2 separate regions of the Homo sapiens genome follow, and region 1 is linked to region 2. Evidence: chromatin loops called from intact Hi-C (ENCODE). Cell type or tissue: PC-3. All regions are shown on one strand. Each heading gives the region's core, and the rest is flanking DNA. Links, peaks and the distances in the headings are about the cores only.

Region 1 (6,222 bases), core at 811-4,810, 92 kb after region 2:
GCAGAGTAAATACTACAAATATCCGTTTTAGGGATTACTGGCATATTAATTGGATTTTCTGTATAGACAACGTCAACCATTGGTTTCATTAAGGACTTCTGAAGTGATGGCACATGCCAGTATTTGCTGAACAGAGTCTGGGGGATTAATGTAAACATGTGTTTACTTAATAATACTTTAAACATGTTCTGTTGCAGTAAACCAATTATTTATTAGCTTAGGTACTAAGTTGTAAATAAACTTAATTTTTACATTTGCTAATTATTCTTTGTTTCCTATACCATATACTAATTTATCATATCATACCAAATTGCTAACATTCCTCAGAGATTAGCCAGTCACTAAATTTTGATTAATTTTTGGTTCATTCTACTTGTTTGCTTATTTTAAAAGCACTATCTGGCCAGGCACAGTGGCTCATGCCTGTAGTCCCAGCACTTTGGAAGGCTGAGGCAGGAGGATTGCTTGCGCCCAGGAGTTTGAGACCAGCTTGGGCAACATAGTGAGATCACCTATATCTATAAAAATAAATAAATTAGCTGAGTGAGGTAGTGCAATGCCTGTAGTCTTAGCTACTTGGGAGGCTGAGGTGGGAGGACTGCTTGAGCCCAGGAATTGGAGGCTGCAGTGAGCCATGATTGAACCACTGTATTCCAGCCTAGGTGGCAGAATGAGACCCTATGTTTAATTAAAAAAAAAAAAAAAGGCACTATCTCATCAGAGATTATTAAGATATCCCAAATAGTGAATAAGGCTATTTTTAACGGCACTTAAAAGATTTATTGATATTTGCTCAAATTATGTTTAAGTGTCTTTCTGAATTCATTGGGATTCATGAAAGTATTCTGTGTACCTAAGTATTTAAACTTCTAGTATAGTTCATATCTTCCTATTTTAACTAGATGTTTTTTGCCCTTCACCCATAACTTTGTGTTTTAGTGCTCATTAGACATTGTATATAATGAAAATACCCCGCTAAACTTCTGTCTGGAGCTCAAAGCCTTCAGAGCATTAATGCTTTTAGGGACTGTGGAAGAATAGTTGGCTTTTTGTTACTGCTTTACTCTCTAGCCTCCCATATATCCACATGCAAATATCAGATATTTATCAGGCTTTTACCATATCTCTAAGTGAACTAGTAACTTTAGTTGATGGACTAGGAAACTTAAGTTTTAAGTCTTGGAAGAAATAATGCAAACAAAAAAATATATATGAAAACATCATTGATATACTTAATTATTTAGGTTTCAGGGAGAAGGAAAGACTTAAACAGATTCTTGAAGGCTAAAGTTTAGGCTGTTGGGAATGAGAAAAAGACAATCACAAAAGGATAACTGAGTGAGGACTGGCTAGAAGCCAAACTGGTAGGAATGGAGAGTTTGAGTTGTCACATAGGGGTATATAATTTTCTCCTGGATAGATGGAGCCAGCTAGAACCTAGGAGACTAAAAGGCTTCTTCTAAATGACAGAAGGCTTTTAGTGGCAGGCTGAGAAACTTGGACTCGATCTAATAATACGAATTGATTATGTTTTCTGGAATTTACATGATAAAAAATGGAATATGTAGTTATTAATATAAATGAATCATATAAGTTTGTGAAAATTAATATTATTGTACCTGAAGATGCAAGAGAGTAATAAGACTTTTTCATGCCAAATACTTCAGTGTTAAAGTTCTGATTCATTATGTTGCTGCTGAGGAAAAATATTCCAGCCCTCTGAATTAGGAATAGAGTAAACACAGCCAGGTTGTTTTTTGGTTTTTGTTTTGGTTTTTGCTTTTGTTCAAACTTTTGTTGTACTGAAAAATACATTCTCACACATAAAGAATGTAGATTTCACTAAATTATCACAGAGCTACACCTGTGTAACTACCACTCAGGGCAAGAAATAGAATACTGTCAGTGCCCCAGAAGCGCCCCTCATGCATCCTCCTAATCACCACCCATCGCCTTCCCAGAAATAGCCACTGTTATAACTTCTAACACTATAGTTTTGTTTTGCATTTTTTTGAGCTCCATATACATCATATATGTATATTTTGTATCTAGCTTCTATCAAAATTACATGGGTAAGTCATTCTTGTTTCTTGTAGGAATAGCTGTATACTCTTATATAAATATACCATAATTTATCTATTTTTCTCTTGATGAGAACTTGGGTTTTCAGTTTGAAGCTAAGCTATTATGTTTTTGAACATGCTTGTACAAGGTTCTTGGTGCACATTTACATGCATTTATGTTTGGTAAAGACACAGTGGTGGGATTGCTGCATATTTTCAACTTCAGTAGATAAAGCCAAATTGTTTTCTGTGGAGATTATAGCAGTTTGTCCTCCCTTCAGAAGAGTATGTGAGTCCTCACTGCTCTGCATTCTTGTCGACACTTGCTATTAAGCTAATATAATTTTAGCTATTCTGGTGGGTATAAAGTAGTATCCTGTAATTTTAATTTGTGTTTCCTTGGCTACTAGTGAGGTAATCTTACAAATGAGCAACCTTACAAATGTGTATTAGCCATTTAGTTATTTTTTCATGGGTAAATACCTATTCTGGTTTTCTTTTTAATTTTTCTGTTGAGTTTTCTGCATTTTTTCTTATCAATTTGTAGGAACCTGTTACTGGTTACATGTGTAGAAAATATTCTCTCCTACATTGTGTCTGGCCTTTTCTCCCACTCATTAGTAATTTTAGGTGTGGAGAGAGGTTTTTGTTTTATTTTGTTTTTCTTAAAGACAGGGTCTCACTATGTTGCCCAGGCTGGTTTCAAACTCCTGGTCTTAACTGATCATCTTGCCTTAGCCTCCTGAGTAGCTGAGATTACAGGCATTTAATATACTAGAAGTTGGGTATAGCTCAGATGACAGAGGACTAGAGAATACCTCTCATGTTACATTGACCCCCTTCCCTGGAGTAGACCTTTTTCATTTTCTTAGATATTTTGGGGCACCGGGAATGATATTCATATATAGATTACACCTGGATATTAACCCAGACTCCCTTCTCTACTCTTCCAAGATGATTAATTTTAGTAGGCATGGTTCCCTGCCAAGAAGCACTTGGCAGCAGTCATTTCAAGGAAGTTGTAACTGAATACCCAGGGATCTAGGATGTGCGTTTTCACTAGCGGCTAAGGATTTGCCTCAGCAGCCCATGAAAAGCTCTGATTCACATCAGAGGGCTCCATACCTGCAGGGCTCACACTCTATATTAAAGACCAAGAGGCCATTGGTATAGAGGGTGTGCTTAGGACATTCCAACCCCCCTCCCAAAGAATGATATTCTACTTATTTAGGATTAAGATTATTTTGAGGAGCAGATCTCTTAGAATGATGTCTAGAACAGCTATAACACTGATGAGCTAAATACATCTAAGTGCAAAGTAGTTTTTGGATGCTAACTGAGTAGTCAAGATATCTAAGCTGAAGCAATCTGACCTTATTTTTGTCTGCCCTAATGTGGAAACCCCAGAATCTAGAGCCCTGGATCATGATAGGTGTTATTCTTAGGATGCAGCCTAATAGTTGGTGTTCTGGGTTGCATCTCAGTCCAGCTTTCCAGTCTGGCTGCAAATGTGAGCACTGAACTGTGGACACTAAAGGAAAGTATGAAACCATGTTGGCATATCTGGTGGAGCACCTGTTGATTGTTTTTTCTAGGCTGAGCGTCAAGCTATCAACACAATAGTCCAAGGATCAGCAGCTGATATTGTCAAAATAGCCACAGTTAACATTCAGAAGCAATTAGAGACCTTCCACTCAACCTTCAAATCCCATGGTCATCGAGAGGGTATGCTCCAAAGTGACCAAACAGGTTTGTTCATAGATGAGGCCTGTGCTGTAACATGATGAGAATAATTGTATCAGAAATGTAAATGGGAAGTATTTTTTATTTTATTTCTCAACAGTTCTCAAATGTTTTGGTCTCATGATGTCTTTATACTATTAGAAATTATTAAGGATTTCAAAGAGCTCTTGTTTTTGTGGGTTATGTCTATATATTTACCATATTATAAATTAAAACAGGGAATTTTAAAACATTAACATTTAAAGTAATTACAAACTCACCATATTTTGACATGTCACATATTTTTATGAAAATAACTACATCTCTTAAGAACTAAAGAAAATTCTTGATAGGTGGCTTTATTTTACATATGTGTAAATCTCTTTAATGTTTGGCTTAAGAGAACACAGCTGGCTGTTTGTATCTGCTTCTGTATTCAATCTGTTGTAATATCACATGTCCTGTAACCCTCTTTGGGAAACTCTGTACAGTCTGGGATGATGCATGTCTCAATTTGTGGGAGACGGATGAGTTTCCCAGGATGTGGAATTTCACTTCTATACCAGGACAGTTGGCCACTTTGCTGCACTCTTACAAGAAAATAAAACTGAAAAAGGCAAATAGCCTCATAGTGTTATTATGAAAGTAATTTTGACTGCAGATTTTGGGATCCTCTGTGGTCTTCAGACCATACTTTAAGGATATGTTGATATTCCTATTTATGACCTTCAGTGTTCTCTGATCTTAGAATATACTCTTGATCTCTTTATCACATATGTTCCTTTGCTGATATTGTTTTCTTGTTCTTACTTTCAGAATATTTTCCCTGAGTTTTCCCTTTATTGCTTGGATAAATTATTTCTTGTACTAACAAGTACAGTGAAATTTTCTTTTTTTCTTCTGTCACATTCCATATTTCTGCTTTAAATACCATTTCACTGTCACTGAGATTGTCAAACCATGACAGCAGACTTTTTTTGTTTTTGAGACAGAGTTTCACTCTGTCACCCAGGCTGGAGTGCAGTGGCACGATCTCAGCTCACTGCAACCTCTGCCTCCTGGGTTCAAGGGATTTTCCTGCCTCAGCTTCCTGAGTAGCTGGGATTACAGGAGTGTGCCACCATGCCTGGCTAATTTAAAAAAATTTTTTTTTTAGTAGAGAGGGGGTTTCACCATGTTGTCCAGGCTCTTCTGGAACTCCTGACCTCAAGTGATCTGTCTGCCAAGCTTGGCTTCCCAAAGTGTTGGGATTACCAGCGTGAGCCATCACACCCAGCCAGGAGGCATGTTTTAAATTTTCCTGGGAAGAAATTAAGGTTTGGTGCATACAGAGGAAGAAAAAGCTGCTAGAGATGGGGCAGAAAGGTCATGATTAGTTATTGAGGATGAGATTTGCTATTTCTAGAAGAGACATACATACAGGTTATAGAGAATAATACAGCCAGTTATAACGTGTTCACTTACGTACAAAAATACGTAGATAACAAAAGTTTATTTTCTCATTAAGTGAGGATTATTAATATTGTCATCAGTCCCCCTTGAAATACCTGAGGCCCCTCATTCATTTTCAGTGTGGGACTATGTGTGTATATACACACACATACACATTTATATTTAATTGAGAGAGAATATATAATTAAACTCATTTGGGGAGTAATACTGTGCTGTGTGCTTTGGGGATTTAGAAGTAAAAGTTATCAATCTATCTTTAAATTTAAGTTCTATTTAAGAAAGGAGAGGAAGATATGATACCTGACTGAAGTATTTGTATTAATTCCACACAGCAGAGTGATAAATGTCAAAATGAGGATACAGACAGTAATGACTTTAAGAGTCAGTGGAAGGCGATATGGCTCTGTCGCTGAGGATGGCTTCATGATGTCATGCCAGCTTAAAGTAGCACTAGGTCAGTAGGATGAAAGGAAGGTGAGCATGAGGAAGCAGACCATATGGGGAACAAGAGCATCATGGCATTCTAGGTCAGAAGCCAGGTAGCCAAGGGAAATCAAGAGGGCAAAGGCATGGTCATCAGAAAGCAGAAAAGCTAGAGCATCCAGACAGTCAATGGTGTGAGCCAAGTGTGGCTTCATGGGGCAGATCCGATTTCAGCTGAACAGGTGAACAGAGGTACAGCCTTTGCAGTCCTAGTGTGGAAGCAGCTTGCTGCAGCCTCAGGTGATTTTGTTTGCTTACTGTGTGAGAGCCACCTCTGAGCAAACTGGCACTGCAGATAGTGACAGTTGAAGAACTCTCTCCCTGAGGGAAGCACCAGATACTGAGGGAGATGTTACTCATGCTGGACCTGAAAGATAAGTAGGGAATTTGGACAACAGAAAGGAAGATGACTACTGTGAGGTTTAAGCAAACAAGTAAAGGCAGTTCCAGTAAAGGTGTTCATGTTGAGCTTTATCTTTTTGGTCAGAAGGGCATAATCTGT
Region 2 (6,222 bases), core at 1,219-5,218:
TAGTTGTTTCCTGATATATAATATAAACATTTAAAAAAAATAACTGATCTTGTAGCGTTTTCTTTTTACTGGGAAAAGATTTTCTTATGGTTTAGTTTACACTAACTGCTAGTGTGCAAGATTAACTTTTTTGTTAAATGGTAGGTATAATATATAGTAGAGTGAAAATATTATTTTTGTAGTCTGATAGATCTACCTCTGATACTTAATAGAGATACTTGATATGGCTGAGATAGTAGTTGAATCACAAAACCTATCTGAACCTCATATCTTCACCTGTTAAATAGGATATTATAATCCCTATCTTGAATATTGTAAGAATTAAATATGATTTTTAAAAATTATCTGGCATCTAGAAAGTTACTTGATAAATAAGTACCCTCCCATACTCCCAAATACACTTTAATCCTGAGGTTAAAGAACTGACTCATGTACATTGGTGGAGTGAGGCATCTGCTGTTTTTGTGCAGAGTTGTGCCTCTGAGTACTAAAACAGCTAAGGGTCATTTTAGAATTGGAAATAGAATTGGAAATTCATGTGTTTCACTAACTACCTAGGTATGCATTTGTAGTTTCTGCATACTTGGTATGGAATCTTGCTTGCTTTGCTCTGTGCCCCATATTTCGCCTGGCTATGCCTTGGTTACTTCAATACATTTATGTGTGAACACATTCATTTGCTCTCCTGTTAATTTTTTTCTTCTTTTACCATGTCTGTGCCTCCACCCTTTTGAACCACTTATATTTCTTACCTGGATTATTGAAATATTTCCTAATTGTTCTCTCTGCTTCTGACCTTGTCCCTTTCAGTCTGTGCTTACAGGAGCTAGTGATCTATTTAAAATGAACATCAGATCATGTTACCCTTCTTCTCAGAAACTTGCAGTGGCTTTCTGTTTCATTTAGAATAAAAGCCAGTGTCTTCTTAGTAGTCTATAAGGTCCTACATGATCTACATCCCCCACCCCTCTTAGTGCTCTGACTCTATCTACTATGTTCCCTCTCACTTCCTTCACACTGGCCTCTGCTGTTTTTTAATACAACAAGAGTTTCTGGCCTCAGGTTCTCTTTTTCTAGAATACTTTCCCCTTAGGGCCATCAGTGTGGTTTACTCTTTCACCTTTGGACTTTTTTACTCAAATGTCACCATCTTAGACCTTCCCTGGCCAACTTGTCTAAATTATAGTGTTCTCCCTTACATGGTCTCTATTTCTTTTCCCTTAGCACTTTTCAAAACCAAACATATTATTATTATTATTATTTTTGAGATGGAGTTTTGCTCTTGTTGCCCAGGCTGGAGTGCAATGGCGCGATCTCAGCTCACCGCAACCTCCGCCTCCCGGGTTCAAGTGATTCTTTTGCCTCAGCCTCCCGAGTAGCTGGGATTACAGACATGCGCCACCATGCCCAACTAATTTTGTATTTTTACTAGAGGCGGAGCTTCTCCATGTTGGTCAGGCTGGTCTCGAGCTCCTGACCTCAGGCCTCGGCCTCCCAAAGTGCTGGGATTACAGGAGTGAGCCACTGCGCCCTGTCCCTTATGTATTTTACTTACCTCATATTTGTAATTATCTATCTCTTCCTACTGGAGTAGAAACATTATGAGGGTAGAGCTTTTTTTCTGCTTTGTTCGCAGCTCCATCCCCAGTACCTAGAACAATATTTGACAAATAGTAAATATTTGTTTAATGAGTGAATAGATGGATGCATTAATCCAGTTTTTAATACATACATTGACATACTTCCAGTATGGAGAACTTGCAGGGCCACCACAGTGGATTCACATGTGCCCTTTTGTTCATTTGAAATGTGTTGCCTTTCTTTGAGATAATGTTTCCCCACCTTCACATCTCAGCTAAATTGTTTTCTCAGGACAATTTTTCTTTCAGATCTTTCTGTCAAATATGAGGCCTCAAAACACCGTAAAACTCTCTTTTAATGGTATATATTATTGTTGTATTTTATATTTATTTATTTAGTACACATGCTCTTCGACTTATGATAGGGTTATATCCTGATAAACTCATTGTAAGTTGAAAATGCCTTTAATACATTTAACCTACTGAATATCATAGCTTAGCCTAGCCTACCTTAAATGTTCTCAGAACATTTACATCAGCCTATAGTTGGGCAAAATCATTTAGCACAAAGCCTGTTTTATAATAAAGTGTTTAATATCTTATAATTTAACGAATACTGTGCTGAGAGTGAAAAATAGAAGAGTTGTATGGGCACCCAAAGTATGGTTTCTATTGAGTGCATACTGCTTTTGCACCACTGTAAAATAAAAAAAAATCATAAAGTCCAATCATTTTAAGTTGAGGATATCTGTATTTTAATGTGTCTCTTGGTGAGACTATAAACCCCTTGACTATTAGGATCTTGACTTTCTTTTTACTCAATATTGTATTCCCATTGCCTGAGGGTTGGAGCTCAGTAAATATTAGTTGAATGAATAGTAAGTATTTCTTTCACCTTTCATCATTAGGAGTTTATTTTTTCTTCTTTTTTTCCTTTCTTTTGTTATTGACTTTGTAACTGATTTTCATTATGCCTTAAAGAAGAAAAAGCTTCCCCAGAAAGGAAAATGAGTGCTTTTAAACTGATGTGAGAATCTTTTGAAAGGACCACTAAAGTGGTTATTTATCTTTCTGTTTTAGGGAGATGAGGACCATGTTGTTAGTTTATGTTATGAGACGATTTGTGATAACCATTCAGTATTACTTTTTTGTCCATCAAAGAAATGGTGTGAGAAGCTGGCAGATATCATTGCTCGAGAGTTTTATAATCTACATCATCAAGCTGAGGGTGAGTTATGGATGGAAAGGAAAGCCTTCATGCTTAGTACATTTGCTTGAAAGTAATGGTAGTGATTATATTAGCAAAAACATGGCTTTTGTTCATCATTGTCACTGCCTGCCCACTAGGTGGTATCCTTTTTACCAAACTGTGCTTTTGCGATTCTAATAATATTCCGTCCCTAGTATAGACTATGTATACACACACATGCTTAGACTAATCAGCTTTAGATTTTTAGAATACTGGGTATATACTATAGTTCTTTATCAGGGATCCATGGGCTTTAAGAGTTTGATCTTTGGAGCCCCTAAATTGGATGCAAAACTTCACATGTAGACATTTCTTTGGGGAAAGTAACCATATCTTTCTTTATATTTCCAAAGGAATGTGTAACTCTGAAAAGAATCATACACACATACATACATATGTATAAGTTGACCCTTGAATGACATGGGTTTGAATTGCGTGCGTTCATTTATATGTGGATTTTTTTTCAATACATAATATATTAGAAAATGTTTTGGTGATTTGTGTTAATTTGAAAAAACTGACAAGCTATGTAGCCTAGAAACATGAAAACATTAAAAAACAAAAAGAAAAAGGTATGTCATGTAGCCTAAAACATATGTAGATACTAGTCTATTTTATCACATACTACCTTAAAATATACACAAATCTATTATTTATTTATTATTATTTTTTGAGACAGAGTCTCGCACGGTCGCTTAGGCTGGAATACAATGGCATGATCTCGGCTCACTGCAACCTCTGCCTCCTGGGTTCAAGTGATTCTTCCATCTTAGCCTCCCCAGTAGCTGGGATTACAAGCACCCGCCATCATGCCCGGCTAATTTTTGTATTTGTGTAGAGATGAGGTTTCACCATGTTAGCCAAGATGGTCTTGAACTCCTGATCTGAAGTGATCCGCCTGCCTTGGCCTCCCAAAATGCTGGGATTACAGGCATGAGCCACTGTGCCCGGCCCAAATCTTTTATTAAGAATTAAAATTTCTGCCAGGCGTGGTGGCTCATGCCTGTAATCCCAGCACTTTGGGAGGCTGAGGAGGGTGGATCACCTGAGGTCAGGAGTTCGAGACCAGCCTGGCTAACATAGTGAAACCCCGTTTGTACTAAATACAAAAAATTAGCTGGGTGTGGTGGTGCACGCCTGTAATCCCAGCTACTCGGGAGGCTGAGGTGGGAGAATCACTTGAACCCGGGAGGCAGAGGTTGCAGTGAGCTGAGATCATGCCATTGCACTCCAGCTTGGGCAACAAGAGCGAAACTCCATCTCAAAAAAAAAAAAAAAATTAAAATTTCCAGCCCAGCCAACATAGTGAAACCCCATCTCTCCTAAATACAAAAATTAGCTGGATGTGATGTCGGGTACCTGTAATCCTACCTACATGGGAGGATAAGGCAGGAGAATCACTTGAACCTGGGAGGTGGAGGCTGCAGTGAGCCGAGATCACGCCACTTTACTCTAACCTAGGTGACAGAGTGAGACCCTCTCTCGAATAAATAAATAAATATTTATCAAAACTTAGGCACACAGACACAGACCATACATAGCCCCATTCACAGAAGAAAAATGTAAACAAATGTAAAGAGGCAGTGTTAAATCATAACTGCATAAAATTAACTGGTATATACTGTACTACTACTGTAATAATTTTATAGCCACCTCCTGCTGCTGTTGCAGTAAGCTCACGTGTTGTAAGTATGCACTTAAAATATGACGCTTATCACCTTCATATGAGCAGTTTGTGTCTCATAAATTTCATATTGCAGTAAAAAGTAATTTATCATGTTTCTTATGTACTTTTCATCATATTTAGTGCAGTACTGTAAACCTTGAATAATACCATGGGACCAATTTGAGGTGCCACTAGTGATGCTGGAAGTGTTCCGAAGAAGCAGAGAAAAGTAGTGGCATTCTAAGAAAAAATTGAATTGCTTGCTATGTACCATAAGTTGAGGTCTGCAGCTGCATTTACTATTTTAAGATAAATGCATCGAGCTTAAGTACTACTGTAAAAAAAGAAGGAAATTTGTGAAGCTATTGCTGCAGCTTTGCACATTTTATGAAATACTTCTTCATCTGATTTTGAAAATGCAGTTTTATGTGGCTGCAGGATCACTATATGAAAGGCATACCTGCTGGGTGAGGTGGCTTATGTCAATAATTCCAGCACTTTGGAAGGCCAAGGCAGGAGGATCACTTGTGTCCAGGAGTTCGAGACCAGCATAGGCAACATAGTGAGACCTTATCTCTACAAAAGTTAAAAAATTAGGCCGGGCATGGTGGTTCACACCTGTAATCCCAGCACTTTGGGAGGATGAGGTGGGCGGATCACCTGAGGTCAGGAGTTTGAGACCAGCCTGGACAACATGGTGAAACCCTGTCTCTACTAAAAAATATAAAAATTAGCCAGGCGTGGTGGGGCATACCTGTAGTCCCAGCCACTTGGGAGGCTGAGGCAGGAGAATTGCTTGAACCTGGGAGGCAGAGGTTGCAGTGAGCCGAGATCGTGCCACCGCACTCCACCCTGGGCGATGGAGCGAGACTCCATCTCAAAAAAAAATATCCAGGTGTGGTGATGTGTGCCTATAGTTCCAGCTACTTGGGAGGCTGAGGTGGGAGGATCGTTTGAGCCTGGGAGGTAAAGGGTGCAGTCAGCCATGATCGTGCCACTGTGCTCAGCTCAGTCTGGGTGGCAGAGTGAGATCCTGTCGCCACAGATGCACGTGCGTGCGCGCGCGCACACACACACACACATACAGAGACACACACGCACACACACAGAAGAAATACATACCTATAGACTCTACTACGATTTGAGAAAAAATGAAGTCCATATGGCAACTTAAAGCAAAAGGATCTAAAGCTGGAGAATTTAATGCCAGCAAAAGATGGTTGGATAATTTTAGAAAGAGGTTTATATGTGGATTTTTTTCAATACATAATATATTGGAAAATTTTTTGGTGATTTGTATGAATTTGAAAAAATGTCAAGATAACAGGAGATGCAAGACCAAGAGGCTGCAGATGAGTTCCAAGATACCATTAAGAAAATTATTGAGGAGAAAGGATATCTGCCTGAACAGATTTTTAATGCAGATGAAAGTGCCCTATTCTGAGAAAAAAAAATTGCCACAAAGAACCCATTTATTAGTAAGAAAGAGAAGAAAGCACCAGGATTTAAGGCAGGAAGGGATAGGCTAACTCTTGTTTTGTGCAAATGCAGTTGGGTTTATGATCAGGACTACTCATGTCTATAAAACAGCTAATACTCAAGCCTTAGAGGGAATAGATAAACACTGGTTGCCAGTCTTTTGGTTGTACAAGAAGGACTGGAGAGTGAGAACCCCTTCTCTGGATTCGTTTCATCGATGCTTTGTTTCTGAAGTCAGGAAATACATT

The links. Hi-C counts contacts between places; a loop is a spot of excess contacts. Peaks named below come from ENCODE experiments on the same cell type or tissue, not always from the same donor. Only the 100,000 strongest peaks of a DNase experiment are listed, where the experiment ranks them.
Region 1: it touches region 2 in a loop (2.1-fold over the local background); 1 of 110 quality-filtered maps calls a loop at or near these places.

What each region holds. Positions count from the first base shown.
Region 1 is chr3:121,433,712-121,439,933 of GRCh38, reverse strand. It overlaps POLQ (DNA polymerase theta), which reads left to right. Exons shown (of 30, transcript NM_199420.4): 28 at 3,659-3,812. Among named protein-coding and RNA genes, the nearest start is that of POLQ, 110 kb to the left of the region's middle. In PC-3, for the core only: no CTCF peak of the experiment used is centred there; a DNase peak (open chromatin) is centred at 3,083.
Region 2 is chr3:121,526,231-121,532,452 of GRCh38, reverse strand. POLQ (DNA polymerase theta) reads left to right here. Exons shown (of 30, transcript NM_199420.4): 7 at 2,661-2,808. Among named protein-coding and RNA genes, the nearest start is that of POLQ, 17 kb to the left of the region's middle. In PC-3, for the core only: a CTCF peak has its summit at 2,946 (motif pointing right); no DNase peak of the experiment used is centred there.